Regions from separate parts of the Homo sapiens genome. Here regions 1, 2 and 4 are each linked to region 3. The links are chromatin contacts, found by Hi-C or POLR2A ChIA-PET in ENCODE. All regions are on one chromosome and are shown on one strand. Each heading gives the region's core, a stretch centred on a gene start or an enhancer-like site at or near the end of the contact. The rest is flanking DNA. Distances are from core to core; before and after follow the strand shown.

Region 1 (2,701 bases), core at 117-2,616, 880 kb before region 3:
ATGATAGGGATGATGGTGATGGTGATGATGATGGTGATGATGGGGATGATGGTGATGGTGATGATGGTGATGTTGATGGTGATGGTGATGATGGTGATGGGGATGATGATGATGGTGATGGTGATGGTGATGATGATGGGGATGATGATGATGGTGATGTTGGGGATGATGATGATGGTGGTGATGGTGATGATGATGGGGATGATGATGATGGTGATGATGATGATGGGGATGATGATGGTGGGGATGATGGTGATGGGGATGATGGTGATGGGGATGATGATGATGGGGATGATGGTGATGATGGGGATGATGATGGTGGGGATGATGGTGATGGGGATGATGGTGATGGGGATGATGATGATGGGGATGATGGTGATGGTGATGATGATGATGGGGATGATGATGATGGGGATGATGATGGGGATGATGAGGATTCTGTTGTGTGATATTGGGGGAGTCAGTGAATGACATTTTCCATGTCTGTCAAATAAGGGTGTTGGACCAAATGATCTGTGAAGGTCCATCGAGGTCTGATGTTCTAGAATTTTCTAGTTTAAGTGCTCTCTTCCTCCTTTCAGCCTGGGTTACCCTCTTCCCTGCAATTTTGGTGCTCCCTAGTGATGTGTGATGAGAGATGGAGTATTATAGTAGAGACAAAACTGATGTGGAGTCAGGAGGCCCGAGGTTCCAGCGGCACCATTTATAGTGGAGTCTTCATCATGGTGCATTTAACTTACACACATTTTTTTTTTCTCTTTGAGACAGGGTCTTGCTCTGTCACCCAGGCTGGGGTGCAATGGCGTGATCTCGGCTCACTGCAACCTCCACCTCCTGGGCTCAAGTGATTCTCATGCCTCAGCCTCCCAAGTAGCTGCGGTTATAGATGTGCACCACCACGCCCGGCTAATTTTTGTATTTTTCACAGAGACGGTGTTTCACCAGGTTGCCCAGGCTGGTCTCGAACTCCCGGCCTCAAGTGATCTGCCCACCTTGGCCTCCCAAAGTGCTGGGATTACGGGCGTGAGCCACTGCACCCAGCCTAATTTACACACATTTAAACACGCGTGTAAAGGGAGGGGAGAGAGAGAGAGAGCACGTTGTGCATGAATCACTGCTACAGAGTCACACTCCAATTCCACTTGGTGAGCACTCACCCCTTGAGAGGGAATGTGACCTGCCAGGTTCCCCCCGCCGGTCCAAGTTCCTGCACTTCCAGCCTCATGTGGGCTCTCATCATGCTGAGTGTGATCCTGCTGTTCAAATGGTTTTTATGTGGTGTGGCCCCAGATACAAGCCAACCATTTCACCTGTGGTGAGCGGAAGGCGCAGCTATCTATAACACCTGAGAAAAAAAGAACCTGCTGTACTAGCTGTCAGCTGCTGGAGACCTTGCTTTCTGTTTCACTGGGAAACAGAAGCAATCAGAAGGAAACTTCCTCAGACTCCACCTCTCCCTTCACTCCCGCCTGTATCCGTGCCTGTTACCTGGACGCCTTGTGGAACTTGAATTCTACGCCCTCCACTGGGACACTGCCCTTCATCCTCTCTCACCTCCTCCAGGACAACAGTGAGCAATTCCTTGCGTCTCTCCCACAGCTCCAGGGGTCCCCCTCTTCTGCTGGCTCATTCACATCACCACACAATCGGCTGCAGTTCTTCCAATTGTACACACACACACACACATGCACAAGCCCATGCACACACACCCCCACACCCACACCGTCATATTTCTTTGCTCCCCCTTCCAGGAAAACATCTCAGTGTTTTCTGAATTGACCATCTTCATCCCTCCTTCCTTTTCTCTCTCCAGCTCTCTCTGTGGGGCTTTCACCCCCATCGCTCCACTGAAACTGCTCTTGTCAAGGTCATCGATGACCTCCCGCTGACAAACTCAACTGTCCCATCTCTACACCCCAAACTGACCCATCAGGAATAGCATGAGCTCCACCTTCCAAAGCTTCCGCAATCTCACCGTCTCCACCGTTACTACCTGTGTCCGAGGCACCACTGTTTCTTGCCTGGAGTTGTGTAAGAGCCTCTCAGTGACGTTCCCTGCTTTCTTTCTTTTTTTTTTTTTTTTTTTTTGAGACGGAGTCTTGCTGTCGCCCAGGCTGGAGTGCCGTGGCGCCATCTCCTCTCACTGCAAGCTCCGCCTCCCGGGTTCACGACATTCTCTTGCCTCAGCCTCCCGCGTAGCTGGGAATACAGGCGCCCGCCACCTCGCCCGGCTAATTTTTTGTATTTTTAGTAGAGACGGGGTTTCACCGTGTTAGCCAGGATGGTCTCGATCTCCTGACCTCGTGATCCGCCCACCTCGGCCTCCCAAAGTGCTGGATTACAGGCGTGAGCCACCGCGCCCGGCCAATTTTTTTTTTTTAGACGGAGTCTCGCTCTGTTGCCCAGGCTGGAGGGCAGCTCGCTCCAAGCTCCGCCTCCTGGGTTCACACCATTCTCCTGCCTCAGCCTCCCGAGTAGCTGGGACTACAGGCGCCCACCACCACGCCTGGCTAATTTTTTTTATTTTTATTTTTAACAGAGACGGGATTTCACCGTGTTAGCCAGGATGGTCTCGATCTCCTGACCTCGTGATCCGCCTGTCTCGACCTCCCAAAGTGCTGGGATTACAGGTGTGAGCCACCGTGCTGGGCATCCCTGCTTTCATCCTAGCACTCCCTGCTGCCTTTATACCCCATAGAAT
Region 2 (2,700 bases), core at 23-2,522, 970 kb before region 3:
GCTGCCCACATTTGTATCTGCTACATGGCTGTCTGGGAGGGAAGACTGGGCCTGGGGGAGGACCTAGGGCAGATACTTGGGGCTATCTCAGGAGCTGGCTGGACAATTTGGAGTCTGTCCATGGCAGATTGGATGTGAGAGACCCACTAGACCTATCCCTCTGTCTTACCAAAGTCCCACAGTGTCCCCAGGCCATACTCTTTGCCTGGACAATAGCAGGCACCCAGTACTGGTTTCTGGCCAAACAATGAAGTAATGAATGAATGGCGGCAACGCTGGCTGCATGGACTTCCCCAAGGTCACACAGTGCACTGGGAGTAGTGAGTTGGGTCTCCCTCCAGACTCGCAATCCAGTGCTCATTCCACTCCACTAGAATGGATGAGATTATTTCATCCAAAGTCTGAAAATGAAGGGGTCTTCTACTCAGATATTGGGGGCACTGGGTCCTGGAAACTGAAAGCTCATCTTCCCTCTTCCCAAAACTCTACCTGCTCCACTCAAACTGGATCTCAGGCACCCCTCCCTCCTTTCCCACACCTGGAAAAGCATAGGGGGAAGCGGTGGGGGCCCCCAGCATTACCGGCAGCCGGCCTGCCGGCAGGCATCGCACAACTTGGCCCTCGGGTCCGTGGGGAGTGGCGTCGAGGCAGGTGCCTGGCGCCGCTGCGGGAGGCGCCGTCTGCGGGTACAGCGGTGTGTAGTAGGTAGCAGTAGCTGGGCAGAGCTGGGGGCTGCTGAGGCCGGATGGCCACAGCTCTGTGGGGCTCATCGCGGGCACCACCTTCGGGGTCTGCCCAGCGGCCGAAGCCAAGGCCCGGGGCCCTTGCAGCATAGCGAGTAAGGCGCCCCCTACCCAAAAGGGCTTGGCGCGCCCGCGGACACCTGCGGGTTCCGGTGCTGCCGCCTTTCACACGGCCCGCGGCATGGCGCGGAGGCCGGGGGAAGCCGCCAATGGACGCCTGCGGGGCAAGGCCGGACCCTCCCCTCCTGGCCCGCGGCCGAGCAGAGAGCAGCGCTTAGAGATCGCCGCTTGGAGATCGCCCGGCGGCTGCGGTGGTGGCACTGCCAGGGGCTGTCTCGTCCCGAGGGCACCGCGACCCGGGACGCCCCGCGCTCCCCAAGGCCTCGGCACCTGGGGTCCGGCCGGCTCTGGGGAGGGGTCCCCGGCGTGCCCTCAAGCTCGGCGGAGACGCGATGCGCTGGGATGGGGAGGGGGGTCTCGACTGCACCGACTTCCTTGCGGCTCGCTCTCTAGTCCTTGAGTCTTTCTCTGCCTCTTTTTTTTCTTCTTTTTTTTTTTTTTTTAGCGCCAAACGTCGTGCCGCGAAATTCGGATCTCCCGCGGAAAATGCCGCGCTCCGGTTGGCTGCTGCGACAGTACAGGCTCCACCCCCCCCCCCCCCCCCGGAAAGAACGCGTCCTCGAGGCGGCGATTGCAACACTAGCTTCGCTGCTTAAAGGGGCAGCCACACCTGCTGTTGGTGCCGCCAGCCGCCGGCCGCGCTAGTTAGCAGCCGGCGAGACGGAGACAGAGGGTGGTTCCGGGATTCACAGTGCAGAGGCGGCCAGAGCAGTGCACAGCGCCCCGAGAAATGGGCCCGGATTCCCTGGGATTGAAGGGAAACATTTTGGCGCGGGGTCCCAGCCTGAGCCCAGACCCAGCAGTGTATTCCCCAGGCCACAGGCCCTTTTGTTAGTTTGCATTGTTGCTTAGCTAGCACATGTGCATTCATATCCCCTTTCCTGCTAAAATGAAGGCCAGGAACCTGTTCCCTTTAATGGCAGAGGGGTGAGGGACGGAGGCAAACTAGTCTACTTCTTTGTAGGGAAAACTAACATCTATTCAGCGCCTACAGGATGCCAGGCACCATGCTAGATCCTTACAAGCGTTGTTTTAGTTAATTTATTCCAACAATCCTGGGAAGAGGAATGATGATCCCCATGATAAAGACTGACAGTCTGAAAGGCTGGGTAACTTGCCCAAGGTCATACAGAGAGATTCCCTGATTTGAGAGCTGGCAACAGAATCTGGGACAGGTCCCAGCTCTGGAGCCCTTGTTTTTCCAGTTAAGGGGTTCTTCTACTCTCCCAAGCTGCCTGGGGGCACAGCAGGGTCAGAGTCCCACTGCAGAGCTTTGTCTTGTTCACAGTTGTATTATTAGGACCCAATACTCAGTAAATGTTTGAACATCTCTAGGTTTCTTTTAAACAATCCTTTTGTCACAAGAGCCTCTCTGCCTCATTCAAAAACCTTCATTGCTGATAATACATTCCTCATCACTCCGGTTTAGAGAGGCTCAGAGAAGCAAACTTGGGTAGTGAGTGGTAAAAAGTTGCTAGAAGCTGCTGCTAGATTTCAGGTCTGATTTCTTGCCTGGTGCTGTGTGATTTTTATGCAAGTCTGAGCCTTGGCATTCAAAGCCCTCCAGAGACAGTCCACAGCTTAATTCCTCATTAGATGGTTGAGGCCAAGGTGGCAATAACCCATGATGATTAAGAGCCCAGGCTTTGTAGCCAACAGCCCCGAATTCAAACCCAGGCCCAGACACTTTATTATTCATTGTGTGACCAAGGCAAATTTTGTAAATTCTCTGATCCTTGATCCTTGATTTTCTCCTCCTAATAGCACTTACCTCATATGATCATGAGGAAATCTCATGAGATAATGCATATAAAGCTTTCATCACAGAACCTGGATC
Region 3 (2,700 bases), core at 12-2,511:
TTTAGTCCATCTTCCTGCCCCATGATGCAGGCGCTGAGTGCCTTTGATGTTAAGCTTCACTGTGCCTCACTTTGCCTCTGAAAGGTCTTGAGTGGGTAATGAGAGCTGATTTTCTTCTAACTGCACATTCCTTTTTTTTTTTTTTTTTGAGACGGAGTCTTGCTATGCTGTCCAGGCTGGTCTCAGACTCCTGGCCTCAACCGATCCTCCCACCTCTGCCTCCTGAGTTAGCTGGGACTACGGGTGCGCACCACTGCGTGACTGCGCGTCCTTGTAGGTGGGAGATGAGCCCAGTTATTTTCCCTGCTGTGTGACCCTGCTTCCTTCTCTGCCGGCTAAGGGAAGAGACACCAGCTGCCTTCCAAGTTGGGCTCAGGAGCTTTGTCATCATAGTTGTTATTGGTGGTAATAATACCTGCCAATGTAAGCCTCGGTCCTATCACTGAAACTCGCTCAACAGCTTAGACCCCGGCTCTTCCCTTTGCGTAATAGTTGTAATCATGTCCCATGGTCTCCTAAGGCGTCGGAGACAAGCAAGACTGCGTGGAAGGGTTTTTACACGAAAAAGAAAGCATTAAACATGTGGATTGTATGACAACGGTAGATAGGGCATAGGGTGAAGAGGAGTAAGAGGAGGAGGGAGAGCGGGAGGAGGGAGAAGAGCACGAGTGGGGAGGAGAGGAGGGGAGGGGATGGGAGGGGAGGGGAAGGAGTGGGTAAGGGGAAGAGGGTTGTACCCGCCAGGGCGGGACCCAGCCTGTGCCGTCCCACACCTTGTGCTAGCTCCAGCTCAGCTACCTGCGGCCGCCTCTCCTCGGGCAATGAGGCGCCGGGAAGCCCACAGCATCTGATAATATCCGGGCCGCCGGTTGCCGGGAGGTGAACCGAGGTAAACTCGCCGCGCGCGGGGCGCAGTGTACATAGTAACCAGCCCTGAGTAAACGTTCGTCATATTCCTATGAGCTGCTCCGGGGACTGTCCTACGGGGCTAGCAGGAAAAGGAGATCGGCTCTCTCCGCTCCCGGTGGAAAACGAGAAGGTCGCCAGAGGTCCTGTTTTCGGGGTGATCTAAAGCCCCCGCCCCAGCGCTACAGCCCAAGCCCCCCACAGGCTGGGGACCAGGAACCCGGAGGAGCGGGAGGAGGGCGCGCGCGGCGAGACACCCCCACCCCGGCCCCCGCGCGCCCCCGCCCCGGTCCCCGCCCGGGTCCCCGCCTTGTCCTGGGCTCTGGCGCCTGCGCCGCCGTGCGCGCGCCCTGCCAGAACAGGAGGGGACGAGGCGGGCGCGCGGCGCCGGCAGCCTAGCTCAGCCGGGACACCGCCCTAGTCCCAGCCCAGGGGGCCGCTCTCGCCGGCGTCGAGGGCGTGGCGGCGAGGCTGCTGCTGCAGGCGGCTCCCGGCTCTGCCTTCGGCCCCGCCCGCCGCCCACCAGGCTCCCAGAGGCCCCGCAGCTCGCGCCGTCCGGCTCCCCGCAGCCCCGTCGGGCAGCCCGGGCCCGTCCGCTGCCCTCCCGGCTCCCGTCCTGCGGCGGCGGGGCGTGCAGGTGAGGCCCCACGGCGCCCGGCCTCTCCAGCAGGTTTGCACCCAGCGCGGGGCGGGGCGGGGCGGGGCGGGTGGGGGGGGTGGTGCATGAAAAGTTAAAAAAAAAAAAAAAAAAAAAAAAGCCGCCCCGAGAAGTCCGGGAGGGGTGGGCACTCCGAGCCGCGGGACCGGGAGATGCTACCGCGCGCGACCTCGCCTCCCGCGACCTCGCCTCCCGCCGCACCCTTCTCGCGCGCGGGGTCTAGTCTGGCAGCCTCGAGGGTGGTGTCCCGGAAAACAAAACAAAAATGTTTTGTCTTCTCCACCAACGATTTTCTCCCACCAAGTGTGTTTGACCTTTTGAAAAGCCGACAGGCCCAGCCTGCCTGTGAAGGCAGGAGCGGTGTAGGGGCGCCTGGAAGGTGGAAGCCCCCTGTCTTTCTCCCTTGCCCCGCTTCCCCCACGGTGCGTGGATCACCATCGCATTAGTGACTCCCTAACTTCTTGAAACTTGTCTGTCTGCTTCTGTCCGCCGCCTGGACAGGTAGGGCAGGAGTGATCTGTTCCAGGTTGATTCTTCTAGCTTCCGTGCAAAATCTGATCATCTCCTTTAGAGATTAGGATTCTAGTGTAGGAAGCAATCCAGATCCGTGTTTCAGATACAAACAAGGATTATTTAAAGTGATGTTTTCCTGTAGTGCTGAAAGCCAAAAATATTCGCTTCCACTTGTTGGAAGCCACCAAGTACACCACATTTATTTGAACTTTTCATAGAAGTCTCTGATGTACTATTTGGCAAAAGAAGCAATTGATTTATCTGTAGCTGTGATTACATACGATGTAAAGTAATTTGTTTTAAGACTATTTCATTGGCTTTGGTTCAATATCTTAAACTCTGTAAACACATAATTCAGGAGCCAGATATGCATCACACAAATGTGTTCTTTTTGGTGGGGATTTAAATTGATCTAGAAATGGGCTTTCCATCCAGGAAGACTGTGAAAAGCTTGAAAACTGAGTCTCTTCTTTAGCCAGGTCATCAGCTTTACATTTTACTGCATTGGCAAGCCTTGCCTTTTCTTTTCTCTTCTCTTCTCTTTTCTTCTTTTTGAGACAAGGCCTCGCTCTGTCATCCAGCTGAAGTGCAGTGGTGCAAACACAGCTCACTGCAGCCTCAAC
Region 4 (2,711 bases), core at 212-2,711, 700 kb before region 3:
GATCTTAAGGGCCCGCCACAGCAGAGCTGGGGAGACCTGACACACAGGCACCTTATTTTCTAGTTCCACTTGCCTTGGAGTTGGAAAAGATGGAATCTGAGGATCCACACTTCTTTGTCCAAGGTGACTGAGGACTGGAGAGTCCTGGGCAGAAGGAAAATGGCAGCACGATTGGGACTCCAGGGTCGCAGGAAGGGGTTCTGTCTGCTCAGACCCAGGCTTGTCCAATGCCTCCGCCTTCGCTAGGTGTAAACTGGCTCCTGGGCGCAGTGACTAATACCTCCTGCTCTAGGCGGCCCCCACCCCCTTTCCCTCAAGGGTCAGCTGGGAGGAAGCAGGAAATAGATCACATGGCCTCAAGGGTGAGGTCCTTTGCCAGGCAGGCTGAGGCCAGCTCAGGGGCAACCACACCGTGGTTGGTCCTGGAGGGGGCCCCACCCCAACCCCCGCTCAGCCTCTGCCCATGCCAGGGCCAGCCCGGTCACTCCTGGCTCAGAGTTAGGAATCCCGCCCAACTTAGGCTACTCTGGGTGGGCCGTGTAGACGTGGACTTGGCCAGGTGCGCACCTCCACCCTGAACAAACTCTGCGGGTAGTACGGGGAGGAAGCCCCAGACACTGAGGCCTTTCATTCCCAGCGACCGGGCCCGCTGCCGCCTTCCTCCACGCTGCCTCTATCCCCTTCTGGGCTCACGCAGCTCCAACCCACTTGACCAAGAGCCCTCTGCGTGCCAGGCTCCGTACCAGGCACTTTTGCATGATTTTCCTGAATTCCCCCAGCATCTCGGTGAGACAGGTGTTATCACTGGCACTTTACAGATACAGATACTAGGGCCAGAGAGGTGAAACAGTTGCCCTTCGGTCCCACAGCTGGCGACAGCGGGCTGGAATCTGGATCGCCAGGCTCGCAGCCCGGCCCTCTCCCCAGGCGGCTCGCCCTTCCCCCACCGCTGCCCGCTGGACTCTGCCCGCCGCGCCGAAGCCGCCCCCGCCCCCGCCCCGCGCCTGGCGCGGACCCCGAAAGTGGTCGCAGAGAGGCCCTGGGAAGCACGAAAGCTGGTCTGAGGCCGGCTGCGCCCCCGACAGCGGAGTGACCTTGCTCAGCCGTCGCCCACTCGGTTTTCCCAGTCTGTCTGTTGGAGGGAAGGGGAGCTAGGCCGTGGGCATACGAGGGCGGCTGGGTCTCAGGCTGGGCTTTGGGCTGTAGCGCGGAGCGGGGCCGAGCTAGGAGTCCTCAGGCCGGCAATGAATGAACCCCGGCCGCCCCAGCCCGGGCAGCGGGGAACTGGGACAAAGGGGGCGGGCCTGCCCTGGAGGGACGCTGCCAGGAACACGACCCGCCCCTCGGAAACTCCCTCGCTCCCCGCGGACTCCCCGGCCCCTCGCGAGCCCACCCGGCCCTTCATTCCGTCTCCCGAACCTGCTCGGGTTCCCGCGCCCCACGCTTGCTGCAGAGGCACCGCCTCCTACGCCCGAGCCGCGGGCCCTTTAAGTGCTGACGGCCCACTCCGGCCCCGACCCCGCCCCTCCACGCCCCCAAGGAAACATGTCACTCGGGTTACGGCCACTACGGGGAGGGCGGGAGGACAAAAGGCCTCCGCGCTGTGACGAAGACTGCGCAGCGCGCGCCCGCGGAAGGCGGAAGTGGGCGGTGCCACCCCGCGAGAGGCGCCGCCGGCGCCAGGTCCCAGTAGCGGGTGGGTCCTTGCCGGTGCCCCGGGTCCCCGCGCTAGCTCGTCCCAACCCCTGGAAGAGGGCTGCGCTTCCGAGGGGGCAGGGGGCAGAGGGTAGGGGGCCCACGCCTCCGCCCCACTCTGACCCGCAGGTTTTCAGACTTGCCGGTGTGTGCCAAACCATGAATTCAAAATCTTGAACTACCCGATCCCACGGGACTAAGGCAGGAGGGGGTCGCAGGGGGCCTGGTGCTGGAAGTCCAGTTTGCAAATAAACCAAGGAGCTGGAGGAAGCTGTCAGGCCACACTAGCGGTTCCAGCGCTCTTGGCTCTCAGCCCCCACCTGCCGGGAAGGGTCGGTCTGCACTCTGCCTTCCACGACGGCAGGTTAGAAAATGATTGTTTGTTTACAATGAAAAGTAGTAGAGCTAGAGAATAATATGCACAAAATGTGACATCCTGCGTGATGAAACCAGAGCAAAGGAGCCCTAAATGCAGGAGCGCACAGGTGTCCGCGCAGCCGGGAATCAGCCAGCGCCTGCCCGCAGAGTCCAGGGAACCGACAGGTGAGCGCTCCCGGGCCCGGGAGCGCCAGGGAGAGGCCGGGCCACCGAGGCCCAAAGCAGCAAGTGTGTCCTCAGGGGAGCTTGTGCAATAGCCCCAGTCACAGAGGCAAAGCTCAGAAACAACCCCGTCGGGTGTTCTGGCCAGCAACTGCCGCAAGCAGCCTCCTGAGTAAGCCCAAAACCACTGATTTCCAGTCACTATGGATTTGGGGCTCAGGTGGGGAAACAGGGAGGAAATCCAAAGATTAATAAACTAGTTCATAGTCTCCATTTTCCTCTCAGAGTGCAACATGGTAAAGTATTTTACTCCCCCACGCGCATGTATACACACAGCTGCACAACCGAATGCTGGAATTATGATGTGCCATTCAACCTTTAATTACATAAGCTGTTTTCAAAAATCACATTCAGCGTGGAGATTTTCCAGAGATGCTGGAGTTGGCAGACGGCCACCACGTAGCTCTCCACTTTCC

The links. Hi-C counts contacts between places; a loop is a spot of excess contacts on that map. ChIA-PET counts read pairs that join two places held with the same protein, here RNA polymerase II (POLR2A). Pooled maps may share reads with other maps.
Region 1: a map of naive thymus-derived CD4-positive, alpha-beta T cell shows a loop between it and region 3 (5-fold over the local background). The contact joins the promoter of MDS2 here to the promoter of RCAN3 in region 3. A Hi-C loop is called at or near these places in 1 of 168 maps with a recorded cell type or tissue (naive thymus-derived CD4-positive, alpha-beta T cell).
Region 2: a loop to region 3 is called in a pooled map, with 10 times the contacts of the local background. The contact joins the promoter of E2F2 here to the promoter of RCAN3 in region 3. A Hi-C loop is called at or near these places in 4 of 50 pooled maps. POLR2A ChIA-PET finds 5 or more read pairs at or near these places in 3 of 52 experiments (activated CD4-positive, alpha-beta memory T cell, activated T-cell and activated naive CD8-positive, alpha-beta T cell).
Region 4: a pooled map shows a loop between it and region 3 (4-fold over the local background). The contact joins the promoter of GALE here to the promoter of RCAN3 in region 3. A Hi-C loop is called at or near these places in 5 of 50 pooled maps. POLR2A ChIA-PET finds 5 or more read pairs at or near these places in 3 of 52 experiments (CD4-positive, alpha-beta T cell, OCI-LY7 and activated T-cell).

Annotation. Positions count from the first base shown.
Region 1 is chr1:23,625,968-23,628,668 of GRCh38, forward strand. It overlaps MDS2 (myelodysplastic syndrome 2 translocation associated), which reads left to right and starts at 1,367. Exons shown (of 6, transcript NR_167910.1): 1 at 1,367-1,570; 2 at 1,814-2,031; 3 at 2,540-2,630.
Region 2 is chr1:23,529,961-23,532,660 of GRCh38, forward strand. It overlaps E2F2 (E2F transcription factor 2), which reads right to left and starts at 1,273. Exons shown (of 7, transcript NM_004091.4): 1 at 582-1,273. The coding sequence starts at 833. RefSeq lists silencers at 679-827, 1,365-1,504.
Region 3 is chr1:24,501,575-24,504,274 of GRCh38, forward strand. It overlaps RCAN3 (RCAN family member 3), which reads left to right and starts at 1,262. Exons shown (of 5, transcript NM_013441.4): 1 at 1,262-1,576. RCAN3AS (RCAN3 antisense RNA) reads right to left here and starts at 808. Exons shown (of 2, transcript NR_144360.1): 1 at 774-808. RefSeq lists an enhancer at 1-47 and silencers at 651-823, 1,105-1,604.
Region 4 is chr1:23,799,293-23,802,003 of GRCh38, forward strand. It overlaps GALE (UDP-galactose-4-epimerase), which reads right to left and starts at 1,462. Exons shown (of 12, transcript NM_001008216.2): 1 at 1,420-1,462; 2 at 74-144. HMGCL (3-hydroxy-3-methylglutaryl-CoA lyase) reads right to left here. Exons shown (of 9, transcript NM_000191.3): 9 at 2,593-2,711. RefSeq lists silencers at 873-972, 1,023-1,502, 1,663-1,872.